Regions from separate parts of the Homo sapiens genome. Here all the other regions are linked to region 3. A link is an interaction called in ENCODE POLR2A ChIA-PET data of the cell type or tissue named here. Cell type or tissue: OCI-LY7. All regions are shown on one strand. Each heading gives the region's core, and the rest is flanking DNA. Links, peaks and the distances in the headings are about the cores only.

Region 1 (5,431 bases), core at 201-5,200, 190 kb before region 3:
CAGCTCCGAGCCCCTGACGAGAGGCCCCTCCACGGGGCCAAACTGGGTGCGCTTGGGGATGCGCCGCTTGGAGAACACCCCGCCCAGAAACCTGTCTATGTAGAGCACCAGGGGGAGGCTCGCCCTGGCCCGGGTGAGCACCGGCCGGTTGGGGATCGGGTGCAAGGGGCCGTGCTTCGGACACACTGAAGCATGCGCGTTATTGCACTCCTCACACCCTGCAAAAGAGAGACAGTCTTGAAGAAAAGTCCAATTCCTCAGTGTGACTTGATGTGAGGTAAAAAATTCTGACCCGAAAAATCCCCGTCTGCATTTTCAAGCCAAAATTCAATGAACTCCTAATGGCGCTACCCATTCAACGGTAATACATTCTCTCTGGGAGACCAGTAAAAATCCTGTAATTCTCCTCTAAAATCAGACAGAATTTGCTTATGCCTGCCAAAAACAACTAGCAGGCCATGACTGACTTCTTTGCTGGAGAGTCCTTTGAATAGTGGCCACTAAATTTACAAATCAATTACAACATGTCTGAAGAGTAAAAAGAGCGTATCAGGCTAAATGTTGCACTATCTGATGAGACAAAATAGGTGAATTTTATAGTATGCCCATTATCTCAATAAAACTATTCCGGGGCCGGGGAGGAACCCTGACAATACTATTGAATCAATTTTCTCAAAGGGAGTTACAGAAGTCTTATATCTCAGCCTAACTCAAACGGAAAAAGGGTTGTGCGGTCTGAGAGTTCAGTGCATACTGTCTGATTAGATAATGCTAAAATGAACAAATTTAGAATCCCTTCCTTCATTCACTGGGATGACACAACATTTTCCGCCCATTCCAAGAGCACTCGGTTTGCACCAGTCCGGCCACACGCCCTGCCTCTTTGCCAGGAGCACCCACCTGTAAGCTAACCGCCAGAACGAGACAGGTACAGCCCCAAAACGGAGGAGAGCAAATGGACCACACAGGCCATGCCCACAACCCTTAACACACTTAACATGCTTTACCTTACTCCAGCTGCATGGTGACCTGGTTTAGGAAATAGTTATTTTTAATTTCTACAATTCTCAAATAACAGAGCTACTTTGTATTAATATTTTAAAGATAAAGTGATTTTCTGTGCATTTGACTTAGGAGTTGCCTCAAAAATGTAAGAATTTTTCCCAGGTGCAGTGGCTCAGCCTGTAATCCCAGCACTTTGGGAGGCTGAGGTGGGCGGATCACTTGAGGTCAGGAGTTCGAGACCAGTCTCGCCAACATGGTGAAACTCCATCTCTACTAAAAATACAAAAAAAAAAAATTAGCTGGGCGTGGTGGTGCACATCTGTAGTCCCAACTACTCTACTCCGGAGGCTGAGGCTTGAGAATTGCTTGAACCTGGGAGGCAGAGGGCTGCAGTGAACCGAGCTTGAACCACTGCACTCCAGCTTGGGAGACAGACCAAGACCCTGTCTCAAAATTAAAGAAAAAAAAACAAAAACAAACAAAAAGAAAAGAAAAGAAAACGTATGAATTCAAGGAAAACCAAAACGAGCAAGTTCTCTGTTGAACTGGGATTAGATGTGGAGCTTGAACACTGGGCCCAAGCAGACAGATTTTACCACCACCACACAGAAGGACCAGGAGAAACAGGATGAAACCACAAAGCTCTGAAGAGCCTCAGTAATGCAAATCAATGAGTAAGCACTTTGCCACATAAGCAAGAAAATCCACAGAAAGAAACTGATGGTTTCTTGGTGGTGGAATGTGAACCCCCAGCAAGCAGTAGGGTGGGGTGGCTGATCAAGGGCGCTGCCGAGGGGCCAGACTGCCTGAACTGGAGTCCTGACCCTCAAATTATTGGCACAGCCCTGGGAAAGCTACCCACCTCATGGTAGGGCCATGGAGGGCATAAAGGAGGTAGTAGACTCAGGGCACTCACGCCTGGGATAGAACAGCATTCTTAAAAGGCTATCATGGAAGAGGCAAAGCAGCAAGGCAAACTTGTTAAAGCTGAAGTGGCTGAAGAGCGCAGGATCGGGCAAATCTACCATGGTGGTTTGGTAGCTGAAGCTCTGGTGTGAGAGACCTGGGCTTGGCTGCCTGATGCCCCTTCGTCCCTGTGTGACCCCCAGCGAGCTTCCCAATCTTCTGAGCTTGTTTACTCATCAGTAAATCAGAAAACGAAGGAGAGTGTCCCTCAAAGGGCTGCAGTGAAGGCCAGGTGGGATGAAGCAAGCAGAGAATGTAGCACAGTTGGCTGCACACGGAAGGACCTGACGCACGGGAGCTATGTTCACACACACGCACACGTACACAGACACACAAGATGGACACAGCTTCCCTGGGGGAGACCCGTGCCCACACTTACACAAGTCGTGTGGGTCGAAGGGCCGGGGCGGGTCTGGCTCCCAGTCATCCAGATCCGTGTCCTCACCGTCTTCTTCCTCATCTTCCTCAGTGTCCTCGTCCTCATCCTCATCCTCTTCCTCTTTGGCCTCCAGTCTGCCTAGAGGGGTCTGCAGAGTTGCCAAAGGGTCGGACCCATCTACACTCTCGATGGAAGGCAGCACCTGGTTATGAACTGGCAATGAGGCCTGGGCAAAAGTTGAAGGCACAGAGTAAGCAGACATGGACACCTGCTTTTGGTTCGCTGGTGCCTGCTGGCACAAACAGGGCGCAAGGGCTGGCTGAAATCTAGTCTTCCTACCAACTCCTTCCAGGCCCTGGAAAAATGACTTCCATCTACCGGCTGTGAGGAAGAGCTGGCTTCATTTTTGATCTGACTGCTCACAGCCTTTAAGCCTCTGCCCTCCCTCTGCCCCTTCTGTCCCACACCTGGGAGGGCTGCTAAGAAGGCTCAGGTGCTCCCTCCTTTGGCAGCAGTGGGAGAGTCAACACTGGCAAGGCCCTGACCACCTGCGTCCTGACCCCACCCCTAAAACTTAATAAAACCTGGTCTCTTCCTGGCTCATTCAGCCGTTTCACACTGCTTGAGAGGCCTGCCCTGTCTCCCAAGACTTCAAATAGGTAAGCAACAGACCGTTTCGATGTGTGCACATGTGAGGTATCATCAGTTTCCACATCTGAACTAAACCTGGGGTGGGGGTCCCTCTTGCCTTTCCAGAGTAGCCATACCACACTGGAGGGGGTAAATGAGTTGACCTATCCTCAACCACTTGTCTTTTAAAACTAAACACGTCGTGCAACACATGGTTAACAAAGTTCCATAGCTCACAGCTCTCCTTTTAAACAGCTCAGGCAGGCTGAGGTTTTTAAGTAAGAATGAAAGAGATGAGGTGCCTGTTTGTTTCATCATGCTGAAGTCAGTCTCCTGCAAATAAGACACAGTTTGGGTCATGTATTAGGTTAATGCTATCTTATCAAATATCCTGGCAGAAAATAAAAATGGTACCTTAAAAAGTTCTCCTGCCTCCAATCTAAGTGTTATGGGATTATACACTGGCCTAGAATCCCTTTATGCAATCTTGCTCCTCCTGCCCAATTAGCACAAGGTCATACTCAAGCCATGTCCTATTCAATAAATAAAGCAAGTTTTTAAAAATGCCACTCCCTTTATCTTCTCATATGTTGTTTTCCTCACCTAAAATACTCTTTCCTCAGCCACCTTCTAAATCCTACCACATTCCAGTTTCCCAGTGAACCGCCTTTGATGCCTCCAGCCCTCCCTGAGTCTCCTCTGCTCTGAACTCCTGCAGCCCTTGGAGCCATAGAATCCCACTCCACAACAGCACTCAGCATCTGCTTCCACATTTCATGACCTCACCAGGCAGCCTGAATCATTCTGAAATAGTTCTATGACAATTTCTGTGGAGCCCAGATCTTCCACGCTTTGGTTAGGGCCCAGGACTTTCCTCTGGAGGTAGCTAGAATAAGTGTAACCCTTCCGCCACAAGAATCAAATATCTGAAGGCCAAAAAACCCTAATTCATTCAGTCATTTCTCACATGACCAAACTCCCAGCTCCCTAATCATCTTGTTGTCTTCATTTATTTCGCAGTGGATTCCATATTTTTATTAATACAACATCAGGGTGCATTAGTGTTTACGTTGGCCACGTTGCTCTACTGCAGACCCATCCTGAACTTGCAGATAACTAAAATATCTAAGTCCTCTTTTCCCCTCATAGAGTGCTATTAAACCATTTTTCCCCTCATCAGGACTTCAAGAGCTGATTTTTACTTAAATGGGGGATTTTGCATTTATCTCCAGTAAATTTCATTTCACTGCTTTTATCTGTTCTTCCCATCTGCCAAGATCTTTAGACTTCAGATCCAGACATCTCACACATTAACTATCCCCACAGCTTTGCATCCATTGCCAAACACCATCTATTTTGGTGATGAGTATGCGTTTTCACATGAGTCCATCTTGCCTCTCCAACTGCACCTCAGGGAAATAGACTATGGGCTTTGGAGTCAGGCATTTAGAGTAAAATCCTTGCCCCACCCCTTAGCAAGTTACTACACTTCTCTGAACCTCAGTTTCTTTGTCTGTAAAATGGACACAGTAATACATGCCTCAGGTTGTTGTATTAAGTGAAACAATATGTATATAAGGCCAGTAGCAGAGTGTATAGCATTTAGTAACTGCTTAGTATTAATCATTATTATCCTAAGTTCTTTAAGGACCATGATGATATCATATACTTCCTCCTCAAATTTAAAAGATCGCTGAGCATAAAGTAGGTGTTCAATGAAGATTAATTTGTTGAAATATATTTGGCCTTTTGGGAAATAACACCAATCCCTTCAGGCATCTAGAGGAAGTCTTTGCAGTACTCACAGAAACATCCTTTTTCTGCTGTGCATCTTAATCGAAGAACTTATCAAACTCTAAAAAGAGGCTGGGTGTGGCTGGGCATGGTGGCTCATGCCTGTAATCCCAGCACTTTGGGAGGCCAAGGTGCGCAGATCACCTGAGGTCAGGAGTTTGAGACCAGCCTGGCCAACATGGTGAAACCCTGTCTCTACTAAAAATACAAAAAAAAGTAGCTGGGCATGGTAGCGGGTGCCTGTAATCCCAGCTACTCGGGAGCCTGAGGCAGAAGAATCACTTGAACCCAGGAGGCGGAGGTTGCAGTGAGCTGAGATCACGCCATTGCACTCCAGCCTGGGTGACAAGAGCGAAACTCCACCCCCCCACCCCCCAAAAAAAGAGGCCAGGCGTGATGGCTCATGCCTGTAATCCCAGCACTCTCCGAGGTTGAGGCAGGAGGATTGCTTGAGCCCAGGATTTCGAGACCAGCCTGAGCAACATGGTGAAACCCTGTCTCTACAAAAAATACAAAATTTAGCTGGGCAGTGGTGGCACGTGCCTGTGGTCCCAGCTACTCAGGAGACTGACATGGGAGAATCATTTGAGCCCAGGAGGTTGAGGCTGCAGTGAGCTGTGATGGTGTCACTCCAGCCTGGGTGACACAGCAAGGCCC
Region 2 (5,431 bases), core at 201-5,200, 190 kb before region 3:
GCATATCTTATGTGTGGTACTAGAAGTCAGGAGAGAGTTACGCTTGGGAGTGAGTAGGAATTAGAAGGCAGCACAAAGAAACTTCTAGGGCACAGTAACGCTGTTTCTTGATCTGGGTGCAGGTTACATGGGTGTGTTCACTTTGTGAAAATTTAAGCCATATACTTATGATGTGTGCAGCTTTCTGTATGTAGATTATACTTCAGTGACATTTGCATTAAAAACAAAGCCAATGCCTGCCTTGGTATATCCTCAGAGATGATAAAATCTGGATAGGAATCGTCCTCTGATCTAGGTTCTAATTTGGTATTTGGAAGTCTTCATTATATTAAATATTATTTTCCAGCACACATGAAAGAAATGTAAATGTCATTGTAGTTTGACACTGAATTAGATGGAGATGTGTGTCTCTAAAAAACCTACTGGAATAACTTCTGAAATATACTGAGACAAAAAAAAAATTAGAGGTTTCATAAAGATGTGATATATACAATTTAGAATTCATATAGAAAATGTAAAACATAAACGTCTAACCACCTTTCCTTTCTTCCTCAGAAATGTCATGAATTTTCTGGTTCACGAACTCAGCATAGGATGCGGCATACCACACCTGCAAGAAGCAAGTATATCATCAAGAACTGGGGACATCACCAGATGTTCTTTGCATGCTTAAATTATTTCTCCTGCTTACAGGAAACAATTCAGGCTTTTCCACAGCCCATTAACAATGGAAAAAAAGATCATGCTGTGAGCTCCCCTTGCAATACCTTTCCAGCAGATCAGTCAGGAAGTTCATTTGCCAAGACGCACTGCCTGTTTTCTTTTTCAGAAAATGGTTTCTGTTACTAGAATAACTTCACAAGAATTATAATCATAGTCTCTTCAACTAAATAAAACAGCCTCCCCTGATTTCTTATCTATATTTAAACACTGGTTTTTACAGGGTTGTAGTCATAGTGGTTGCCACCAAACAGCCCTTACTGGGGTCACCAATGACACCTTCCAAGGCAACCACCTTCTCCCGCCCACCCACTGGCTACTTCTGCTCACTCTGTTGGCCTCTTTTTTTTTTCTCCCTAACTTCTAAATATTGGTGTGGCTCAAAGCTTAGTCAGAGTGTAGGGACTTCTTATTTTGACCTCAGGTGGCCACATTCATTTCCAACCAACTCTATGCTAATGAATCCCAAATTAATATCTCCATCCCAGACTCTCTCTGTTCCCTCTGAGTGTGTTTGACTGGATGTTTTAGATGTCTCACAAACAGATCAAACTCAGCATGTCCAGAATGGAATTCTCAATGCTTTCCAACTCACACCTCCACCCATCTTCCCCATCTTGATGAATACCTTCCACCCAGTTGCTCAGACTTGAAACCTGAAAGGTGCCTTTGATTCCTCCGCTTGCTTCTATATGCCTTTAGCAAGGACTACCGCTCCCTCGATTGTTCTCCATCCCCGCTTTTGCCACCCTGATGCATGCCAAGACCATTTCTTGCCTGGATGGCCACTTGGCCTTCTGACTGGCCTCTCCTTTTCTCTGCAATTTACACAGTAGCCAGAGTGGTCTCCTCAAATCCCAGTTACCCCAGTTGGATCATTACACATCATATACAGGCATCAAAATATCACGTGTATCCCAAAAATATGTACAACTAACATGTATCAATAAAAAGAACACACAATCAGATCTTGTCATGCAGGCAACGGCTTCTCGTCTCATAGTAAACCTGAAATGTTTGTGATAATCTCCAAAGGGCTCCACAATCTCCCCAACCTGGAAAAGCAAACTCAGCCCTTGTCAGTCTCCCTGACCCACGCTTCAGTCAACAGGGCCTGCTTTCAACTGCTCAAACATGCCAAGTGCTTCACCATCCCAAGTCTTCAGCCCTGCTGTTTCACCCCCACAAGTGCTGGGCTCTTTGCCCTCACCCCTGCCCTAACCCTCTGTAGTGCTGGCCCCATTCCATAGTTCTCAGCCTCAGTAGAGCCTCGTCAGCAGGGCCTTCCCCAACCATCACATCAAAATCGGTCCCTTTCTTGTTACCTGCTCTTCCTGCACCATCTGTTTCCTTCATGGAACTTACCCCATGAGTTATTATTTGCTTGTTTACATCTTTCTGTCCATGTCTGCTCTAGAATACAGGTTCCCTGAACATAGGGAGCTGGTCTATGTTTTCTAGGGTCTCAAACACAGTAAGAGTTCAATATATCAATTACCAAATGAATTAATCATATATGATTTTTACGGATTATTTTAAATATATGGAAATATTTATAAAGACATTTTATTTTTTACTGTGGAATAATAGTCTACATAGTCTGTATTCTATAATTTAATTAACTACGCCCCTGTAGTTGCACTTTTAGATGGATTATCATTTTACTATTATAAATCCTACCCTGATCAATTCCAAGGTGTATTTTTAAATATTTTCACAGGTCAGAAGTCAGGATGTGTTTCACACTCTAGGGCCTTCTACAGTCATGGCCACGATGGAGCTCTTGCTACCTGCTCACTGCTCCTGCACAAACCTGGTCAAGCTCTTTGTACTGTTCTCACCTCATTCAGCTGTAAGCCCACTGACACCCCATGAGTGAACACGTGCCAAGCAATGCAAATGAAGGCCAAAAAGATCTGCCATTTCCTTCAGAACAAACACAAGAAATCTGAAAGCCATGCAAGGCTGGCGTGCATCCTGCAGGGCTTCTCAGTAAGGCATCAGCTGTCAGAAACTTCCTACAGGCTTGATCCAAAGCCTCTCCACTTCAAGGATACGTGAGTCAATTGAGGAAAAAGACACAGATGAGTTCAATCAAATGGGAAAGCACAGTATCAAAACTTGCAGGAAGGTGATCAGTGGCTTGAGGGAACATCCCAGGGGCAACAGCAGAACACTTATTTTTAAAATATTGCAGCTGCTTCACATTCTCAATGGCACAGAAGATGACAGCACACAGAAAGGCACAAACATCCACAATGAAGTCAAACAGTGATGCAGGAAAAAGAATTCAGGCTCTGCACACAAAGTGGTTTATACCTCAACCAATTTATTTTGCTTCAGTGTGTCTTTTTATGAATGCACAAGTATGATGTAATTTTAAAATTATGTCAAAATAAGTCTAAAATAGCTCCTTCTAACCATTTTTTATTTTTAAAAAGCACTGTAATAGGTAGCTTTTTTTCTTAATGGTGCATAAAATAATAGTGCATCCTAAAATCATTGGTATCAGGGTCAGTGAAATACAGTAGAGTCTAGTACTGTCTTCTTTTTATAACTATTTCCTCTGATTAACATTCAATGATTAGATTTACTCAGCCAAGAATATTTTTGCTATATACTTCCAGAAATGTTTTATGAAATGCAATTCTACAATTGACATTCCTATTTTTTCAACATTCACATTCATTGTACTGTATCCATTTATTTTTGCTAATTTAAATATAAATAGTAGCTCATAGTTATTTTGACGGTTTTAAAAATTATTAATGTTGAAAAATTTTTTTAACTTTTTAAAGTTCCAGGGTATATGTGCAGGATGTGCAGATTTGTTACATAGGTAAACATGTGCCATGGTGATTTGCTGGACCTATCAACACATCATGTAGGTATTAAGCCCAGAATGCATTTGCTATTTTCTGTTTTAAAACTTTTTTTTACTATTTGTTTCCTCCTCCAGATAAAGTCAATTCCTGACATTTGTTCATTTGTCCATCTGGGTGCAGTGAGGTCTGTCAGTTTTGAAAGTTGAACCTTTTAATGTGTATTACAAATATTTCCCCCTTTCTGTTGTTTCCTTTTTGTTTTATGGTTGTTCATTAGACTGAACTGTTATATTCTTATTTGTTTCTCTCCAACTTTATAGTTCTATCTACTGGTTTAAAAGAGAAAATCTGCCCTTCACAGTTAAAAAATATTCACCTCAGTTTTTTTTCTAATCAGGAATTTATTGGCATACATGGTATGAGATAGGAATCTCCTTTTACATGTTTTCTTTGGGGTTTATGGATTCTCTAGCTGATGGTTTCAAAAACAGAGGTTCTGCATACCTTTTGAACAAAATCCAGGATTCTTTCTCCCTCAAAAGAGGTATCCATTTCTAATTTGTACCATATGGAGGCACTGTGCAATTCAGTGTTTGTGTACTTATATGATCATTTCTTGCCTATTTTTCATTTATATCAGGAAGCTAAAGAGTATTTTGATCCCCTCTTTTGGCATGTTCTTAATATAAGCTTTATTTTAAAAAAGGAATTTTCATTTAGAATCATAGCAAAATTTTATTATGTCATCAAGAATTATTATTTAGATAAATTTCAATAGTTATTACCCCAAAATATATTTATGAAATCAGAAGTCGGCACATAGGATCCTTTGAGTAAAACATTCATACAAAGAAAAAAATCTTGCCCATACATCTAAACATCTGTTTCCCAACTATGGAGTGTGTAAATGAAGTTAACCGACATCTTTAATCACTCCGTCACAGATATACACGCGTTCCTGTCAATGGTTTGACTTACAAGTTTTTGACATGACGATGGTGTGAGAGTGAGATGCGTTCAAGTAGAAATCGTCTGAGTGCCCATACAGCCATTCTGCTTTTCACTTTCAGTACAGTATTCAATACATGACATGAGATAGTCAATACTTTCTTATAAAATAGGCACGGTGTTAGATAATTTTGCCCAACTGTAGGTTAATGCAAGTGTTCTGATCACATTTAAGGCAGGCCAGGCTGAGGTATGATATTCGTAGGTTGAGTGTATTAAGTACATTTTCAGTTTACAATATTTTCAGTTACACTGGGGCTTATTGGGATCTAACTCCATCATAGGTAGAGGAGCATCTGTACTGGTCTACTCCCCAAAACTACCACCTCCTTACCCCTGGACCTCATGCTTTCACGTTGGCTCTGCGCAATCTCCTGGTTCAAGCGATTCTCCTGCCTCAGCTTCACAAGTAGCTGGGATTACAGGCACCCGCCACCATGCTCGGCTAATTTTTGTATTTTTAGTAGAAATGGGGTTTTGCCATGTTGACCAGGCTGGTCTTGAACTCCAGACCTGAAGTGATCCAACTGTCTCAGCCTCCTGAAGTGCTGGGATTACAAGTGTGAGCCACCATGCCCGGCTTCACATAGGCCCTTTGATTAGCATAAAAGCCATATACTTTTCATTCTATTTACAGGATTATGACAGTGTGTACTACATGGTAGCTACTCAATAAGTATGTGAATAACCAGAAAATGACCCCCCTCCCCCTTTTTTGTTAAACAAACCCACTTTAGGAAAATAAAATTGCAAAAAGCCCTAAACAATCACTCTTGCTAGCAAATAGCAGCACGGGTCAGGCAGCACTGTACCTTCAGTTCCTGCTTGGGCTCCACATTTTTTATGGTTGTATAATACACATGGTGGCCATACTGGTA
Region 3 (5,431 bases), core at 217-5,216:
GGTCACTGTTTTTAAAACATCTTTTTAAATACTTTTTTATATTAACTGCTTTATACTTAAACAATTTCTGAATTTTTTATATCATTTATTTCTGATTTAGGGTATTGCCAGAACCAATATTCAAGATCCTTTTCTAGGTATATTTATCAAGCAGATCTTAAAAATTGGTCTCTTGTTTTGTGCAGTATAGTTTTTGTTTAGACAGACACTTTTACATTCCTAGGTTTTGTCCAGCTTTACTTTCATCTACAGAGGTTTGTTTCTGGTTCCTACTTCTAATATTGGTGTTGTTCATATATTAACTTGAGTTTTACTTTTTTGTATTCATAAAAATGAGCTTGCCTACAAGACTGCTAGCTTCCGTTTAAACCAGGAAGTCTCCTAGCTCAGCCTTAGTTTTCCTAGAGGGCCTTATAGTAACAACGCTGATCTTACTTGATTTCCTCTCATATTGTAAATACAGTGCTGTGCTGATTGTGAGTGTCAGGGTACATGGGCTCACTTACTGCACGGGTGCTGGCCTGTCAGCCCAGAAACCCTCCTTCCCCACAGCTGCTATGAGTGTGAAGATGAAAAGGTAATGTGCCTAAAGGCCTAAAGGCCTTTGGAGTATTGGAGCTGAGCTGCTCCATTTGTGGAGCTGGGGGTCTGTCTCAGTGCCAGACTCCACACTGGCATTCAGTGCTGCCGGGTTGACTCCCTTGAGTGCCCTTGAGCAGCTCACACGCTAGTGTAGAGATAATAACTGTAAAGGTGAAGAGCAGGTGTTTTTTTGTCTGTTTGTTTGAGATGGAGTCCCACTCTGTCACTCAGGCTGGGTTGCAATGGCACCATCTCAGCTCACTGCAACTTCTGCCTCCCGGGTTCAAATGATTCTCTTGCTTCAGCCTCCCAAGTAGCTGGGATTACAGGTGCCCACCACAGTACCTGGTTAAGTTTTGTAGTTTCAGTAGAGACGGGGTTTCACCATATTGGCCAGGCTGGTCTTGGGCTCCTGGCCTCAGGTAATCCGCCCACCTCTGCCTCCCAAAGTTCTAGGATTACAGGTGTGAGCCACCACTCCCAGCCTAGAGCAGGTGTTCTTAGATATACAGAGTTCACTTCAGAAGCTGGTTGTTTTGGGGAATAAAAGAACTCAGGCTTCTAAAGAGTGGGAAGAACGTGGAAAGGGGCTGGGTTGGAGACCCTAAGGGGCATCTGGTGTGGGCCTGGAGCTCAGGACTTTGCTTCACGCTGGATGTAGCAGAAGAGGAGAAAGTCCAAGAGGCCTGGATGGAAAACGCATGCATCTTGACAGGGCCTAGGCTCTTGGGGTCTACTTGATTTTTTGAAAAGACTTAATCACTTTCCAAACTTTCTGGTTTAAAATTAAATTATCGTGTTGTATTCTAGCCAGTTTTGTGTGAGAGTAGAAGGGAAGGAGAGATTTTGATCAGTATATTAAATTAATAGAGAATTCCTGCAAGTGAGATCAAGCTTCCACACCAAGTAATGTGGGAAGTAGAATGCTCCCATTTAAACACCTTTGGGGAGAAAACCCAGCTCTCCTGTCTGCTACTTACTACCTGCTCTTAGCTTTAATTCTGGCAAAGCTTACCTTCTGCCTTGTTCCCTATTCTGTTATCTAAACACCAGAAAAATTTGCAGATATTCAGCCTGTTGTAACTTGTGCCATGTCTGCTTGTCTGGATATGAGTGAGATGGTGCTTTTACCCCCATACTATAGCCAATGGTTTGCTGTAGAGACACTAATTTGCAGTCTCCCGCTCTGTGGTTCTTGTCCTCTGTGAGTGTATGAACCTTCCTGTCTCACACGGCTCCCGGTTCCTCTGGGAGGTGTAGCAGGACAACACTTGCTGAACCCGTGGGTGTTGCATTTTGGCTTCATTTGCATTTTTTCTTCAAGGCACTCACTCTTGTGCTTTCCTTGATTGACAGAATGGCAAATATAAAATTAAATTGCTTTCATCCTTGCTTTGAAAGGTCAGAGAGATGTCAGTCTACAATAAAAGCATCTTTCCATTTAGCTTTTTTTTTCATTTTGATCCTTCATGTTAATGGCTTCAGGCCCACATAATTAATCCACTGGTTTCCAGCACCCTCTTTAGGAAAAGCTTGGTAATTGCAGGTCTAACCAGGCGGGGATGACTTAGCTTGAAAAGCTTGTGGGAGCTACAGCAACACACCTCGCCGTGTCATTGGGGTGGATGCTAGCCCGTCACCTTTCACTTCCATCCTGGAAAACTGTAAAAATAGTGACCACTTCTAATGGCCTTTTTTTTTTTTTTTAAATAATGAATAACCTTAGAACTTTTGCATTCAGAAAAGGCAGTGAGCTACGGTAGATGAGTCTTCCTTTATCACCCCCTTAAAATCAGGTTTATTTATACCTCAGCATGAGTTTTTCAAAAAATAGCAATTTAGTTAAATAGGAATAAACTAATTCTTTATTTACCACAATAATCATTTAAGCAATTGCTTCACTAAGCAAAATCCATAATGGTTCCCTCTGTTGCCAAGTCTGCTTTTCAGCCAGTAATTTCAGTCTTTTTTAATCCCATCTAATCTGACCAGTGGTAGAAATCAACTGACTCTTCTTTCACTCAGCAAAACCTTACTGAACATTCGGCATTGTACAAATTAGAGTTCTTTTTTTTTTTTTTGGCTCAATATAATTAGTAGTAAGTGCCTTGTATGAAAATCCAGTAGCTAGTGGCCATTTTTAAATAAATTGTCTCTTAATTTGGAGCACTTTCCAGATAAATTCTCATGTCAGCTGGGGGAATTATACAGTCTTTTTTTTTTTTTTTAAGACAGGATCTTGCTCTGTTGCCTAGGTTGGAGTGCAGTAGCACAGTCATAGCTCACTGTAGCCTAAACCTCCTGGGCTCCAGTGATCCTCCAGCCTTAGCCTCCCAGGTAGCCGTGACTGCAGGCACACAGTACTATGCCTGGCTAATTTTTGTATTTTTGGTGGAGACAGGGTTTCATCATGTTGACCAGGCTGGTCTCAAACTCCTTCGCTCAAGTGATCCTGCTGTCTCACCCTCCCAAAGTGCTGGAATTACAGGTGTGAGCCACCACGCCCAGGCTGAACACGTTCTTATACTTTAGCAGTCAGTAAATATGGCGTGAGGATTAATACATTTCCCCTGACCAGTTGCTTTGCTAGACTCTGTAGAGAATATGCTTTGTAAAGTGGTTTTTCCAGAAGTTGTGTCGATGTTCCAGCTGCAAGTTCCCTCCTGGCCTAGTTGTTTTCAGTCACAACACCTCTCCACCATAACTCTGCTTCCAGGTGATGACACATCTCCACGTGATTGAAGAAAGGAGGAACCAAAGCCTCTCTCTGCTCTACAAAGTACCTTATGTAGCCCAAGAAATTCAAGAGGAAATTGGTGGGTACCAGCTCTTTGTGTCAAGGTCATACGGGACTTCTTGCAGAGGCTCAGGAGTGAAAGCTGGGCAAGAGTAGAGAGAGATGAGCAAGCAAGGCCGGTGAAGTGGGGCATTAGCACATCCTGGCTTCAGAAGCCTGGAGTCCACTGGAGCTTTCATGGCAAGGTGAAGGAGGAACCAAGGACAGGTGCACTGGCTGTGAGCCATGGAGCCTCGGGCTTCACTGACCTTCACTCTGTTAGCGGAAGAATATCTGGGGTGTGAAATTGCAAGAGACTACGAGTTTCCTGTTCCCGTTTTCCTCCTTCGTTCTGATTATTTCAAGCACCTGATTTTATATAAATTCTCACCTCCTCCTCTCCCGGTCTTTATCTTCTTCATTTATTCAACAAGTTTTATTATGGCTGCTGCGTGCGTGTCACAGAGTAAAATGGTCCACGAGCAGATGGTACCTGCTGGAGTTGATGTGTTGATAAGAGAAAAACAGATAGTAAAACAAGAAAATAAGTGTCAGCTGGTGATAGGTGCTGTGCAGTGTGAAAACTCGGGCAGAGTGCTAGAGAGTGGCCAGTCGGGGCGGCTGCCTCTGGGGACGGTGGCCTGAGATCCGAATGGTAAGATCACAGCGGGAGAGCACGTTGGTAGCAGAGGGAGCGGCAGCTACAAAGGCCCCAGGTGGAAGTCAGGCATCACATTTGAGTAGATCAGTGTGGCTACAACATAGCAAAGGGGATGTGGCCAAAGTATGCAGGGACCAGATGAGGAAGAAATTTCAGCAAAATCAAGGAGTTTGGATTTTATTCTAGGATAATGGGAAGCCGTTAGAGGATTTTCAGCTAGGGAAAGACTAGATCTGGATTATGAATTTTTAAAAGCTCACTTGGCTGCTGTGTGTAGTCGATTAAAATTAGAAACCAGCCAGGAAGCGATTTTAGAAATTCAGGAGAGAGCTGTTGGGAGTATGCACTGAAGGGGTGACGGGGTAGGAGAAGGAGCACCCCAGGGACAGCTGGGGATGGTCTGTAGGATGTGTTCTGGTGGGAGTGTGTGGGGCTGCGCCCAGGGCTGCGTGTGGGGTTGGGGGAGCGGCATCAAGAAGTGCACTTAGGGTTCCACTGGGAGCAGCTCGGGGATGGTGGTACCATGGCTGACTGAGGTGGAGAAGGAAATCCGGAGCTCTCTTGATACATGTTAAGATAGAAATTTCTGTTGGATGTTATGTGGGGATGTAGGATTTAGGTGAGGCAGAGGTCAGGCAGTAGGTCCAGGATTCGGGCCTGGGAGTCATGGTATATGGTCAGTATTTAAAACTGGCGTCGGGGAGAAGTAGGTCAGAGGGTATGAAGTGGTAGTTGTAGTTACGTGGGGTGGATACGTCTAGAGATGGGATGGACAGCATGAGGACTGTAGTTAGTAATATCGTACTATATACTAAAAATTTGCCGAGAGTAGATTTGAGGTATTCTTATTTTTAAAAAAAAGTAATTCTGGAAGGTGATGTGTGTGTTTGCTTGACTATGGAAATCATTTCATGGTGTATATGTATATCAAAGCATTATATTTTAGACCTTAAATATGTACAATTTTTTAAACCCCCAAAATCTGTGGAGTTGTGGATACCACTTAACTGGAGTGTGGAGGTGGATGCAGGGGTGCCTGGGACGGCGCCCTGGGGTCCCTGGTGTTGGGGCTCTGTGGTGCCACAGAATCAAGGAAGGTGTTTCAGGCAGGAACTGGGAGCCACAGTGGGGTCTTGGAGCTCTAGAGCATCCTGTGCCTGGACACCAGGCCCTTCTGAAGCCTGCTTTCTGTCCCCTGCCCTGTCTTCATCAGATGAGCTCCTTCAGGAGCAGCGTGCAGATATGGACCAGTTCACTGCCTCAATCTCAGAGACCCCTGTGGACGTCCGGGTGAGCTCTGAGGAGAGTGAGGAGATCCCACCGTTCCACCCCTTCCACCCCTTCCCAGCCCTACCTGAGAACGAAGGTGTGTATGGGCGACGGTGCCACTTCTGGGCAGCAGGGGGAGGACA

The links. Peaks named below come from ENCODE experiments on the same cell type or tissue, not always from the same donor. Only the 100,000 strongest peaks of a DNase experiment are listed, where the experiment ranks them.
Region 1: POLR2A ChIA-PET joins it to region 3 with 9 read pairs; 5 of 35 experiments call an interaction of 5 or more read pairs at or near these places.
Region 2: POLR2A ChIA-PET joins it to region 3 with 6 read pairs; 5 of 35 experiments call an interaction of 5 or more read pairs at or near these places.

Annotation. Positions count from the first base shown.
Region 1 is chr11:129,944,795-129,950,225 of GRCh38, forward strand. It overlaps PRDM10 (PR/SET domain 10), which reads right to left. Exons shown (of 21, transcript NM_199437.2): 5 at 2,351-2,576; 6 at 1-218. Among named protein-coding and RNA genes, the nearest start is that of NFRKB, 52 kb to the left of the region's middle. In OCI-LY7, for the core only: a CTCF peak has its summit at 2,876; DNase peaks (open chromatin) are centred at 1,657, 2,267 and 2,917; H3K4me3 peaks cover 3,815 bases; H3K27ac peaks cover 5,000 bases.
Region 2 is chr11:129,937,061-129,942,491 of GRCh38, forward strand. PRDM10 (PR/SET domain 10) reads right to left here. Exons shown (of 21, transcript NM_199437.2): 7 at 5,366-5,431; 8 at 538-610. Among named protein-coding and RNA genes, the nearest start is that of NFRKB, 44 kb to the left of the region's middle. RefSeq lists an enhancer at 1-39. In OCI-LY7, for the core only: a CTCF peak has its summit at 4,097; DNase peaks (open chromatin) are centred at 611 and 2,621; H3K4me3 peaks cover 3,315 bases; H3K27ac peaks cover 4,801 bases.
Region 3 is chr11:130,130,331-130,135,761 of GRCh38, forward strand. APLP2 (amyloid beta precursor like protein 2) reads left to right here. Exons shown (of 17, transcript NM_001142276.2): 12 at 3,299-3,398; 13 at 5,233-5,385. Among named protein-coding and RNA genes, the nearest start is that of ST14, 27 kb to the right of the region's middle. In OCI-LY7, for the core only: CTCF peaks have their summits at 2,095 and 2,310; a DNase peak (open chromatin) is centred at 2,111; H3K27ac peaks cover 2,689 bases.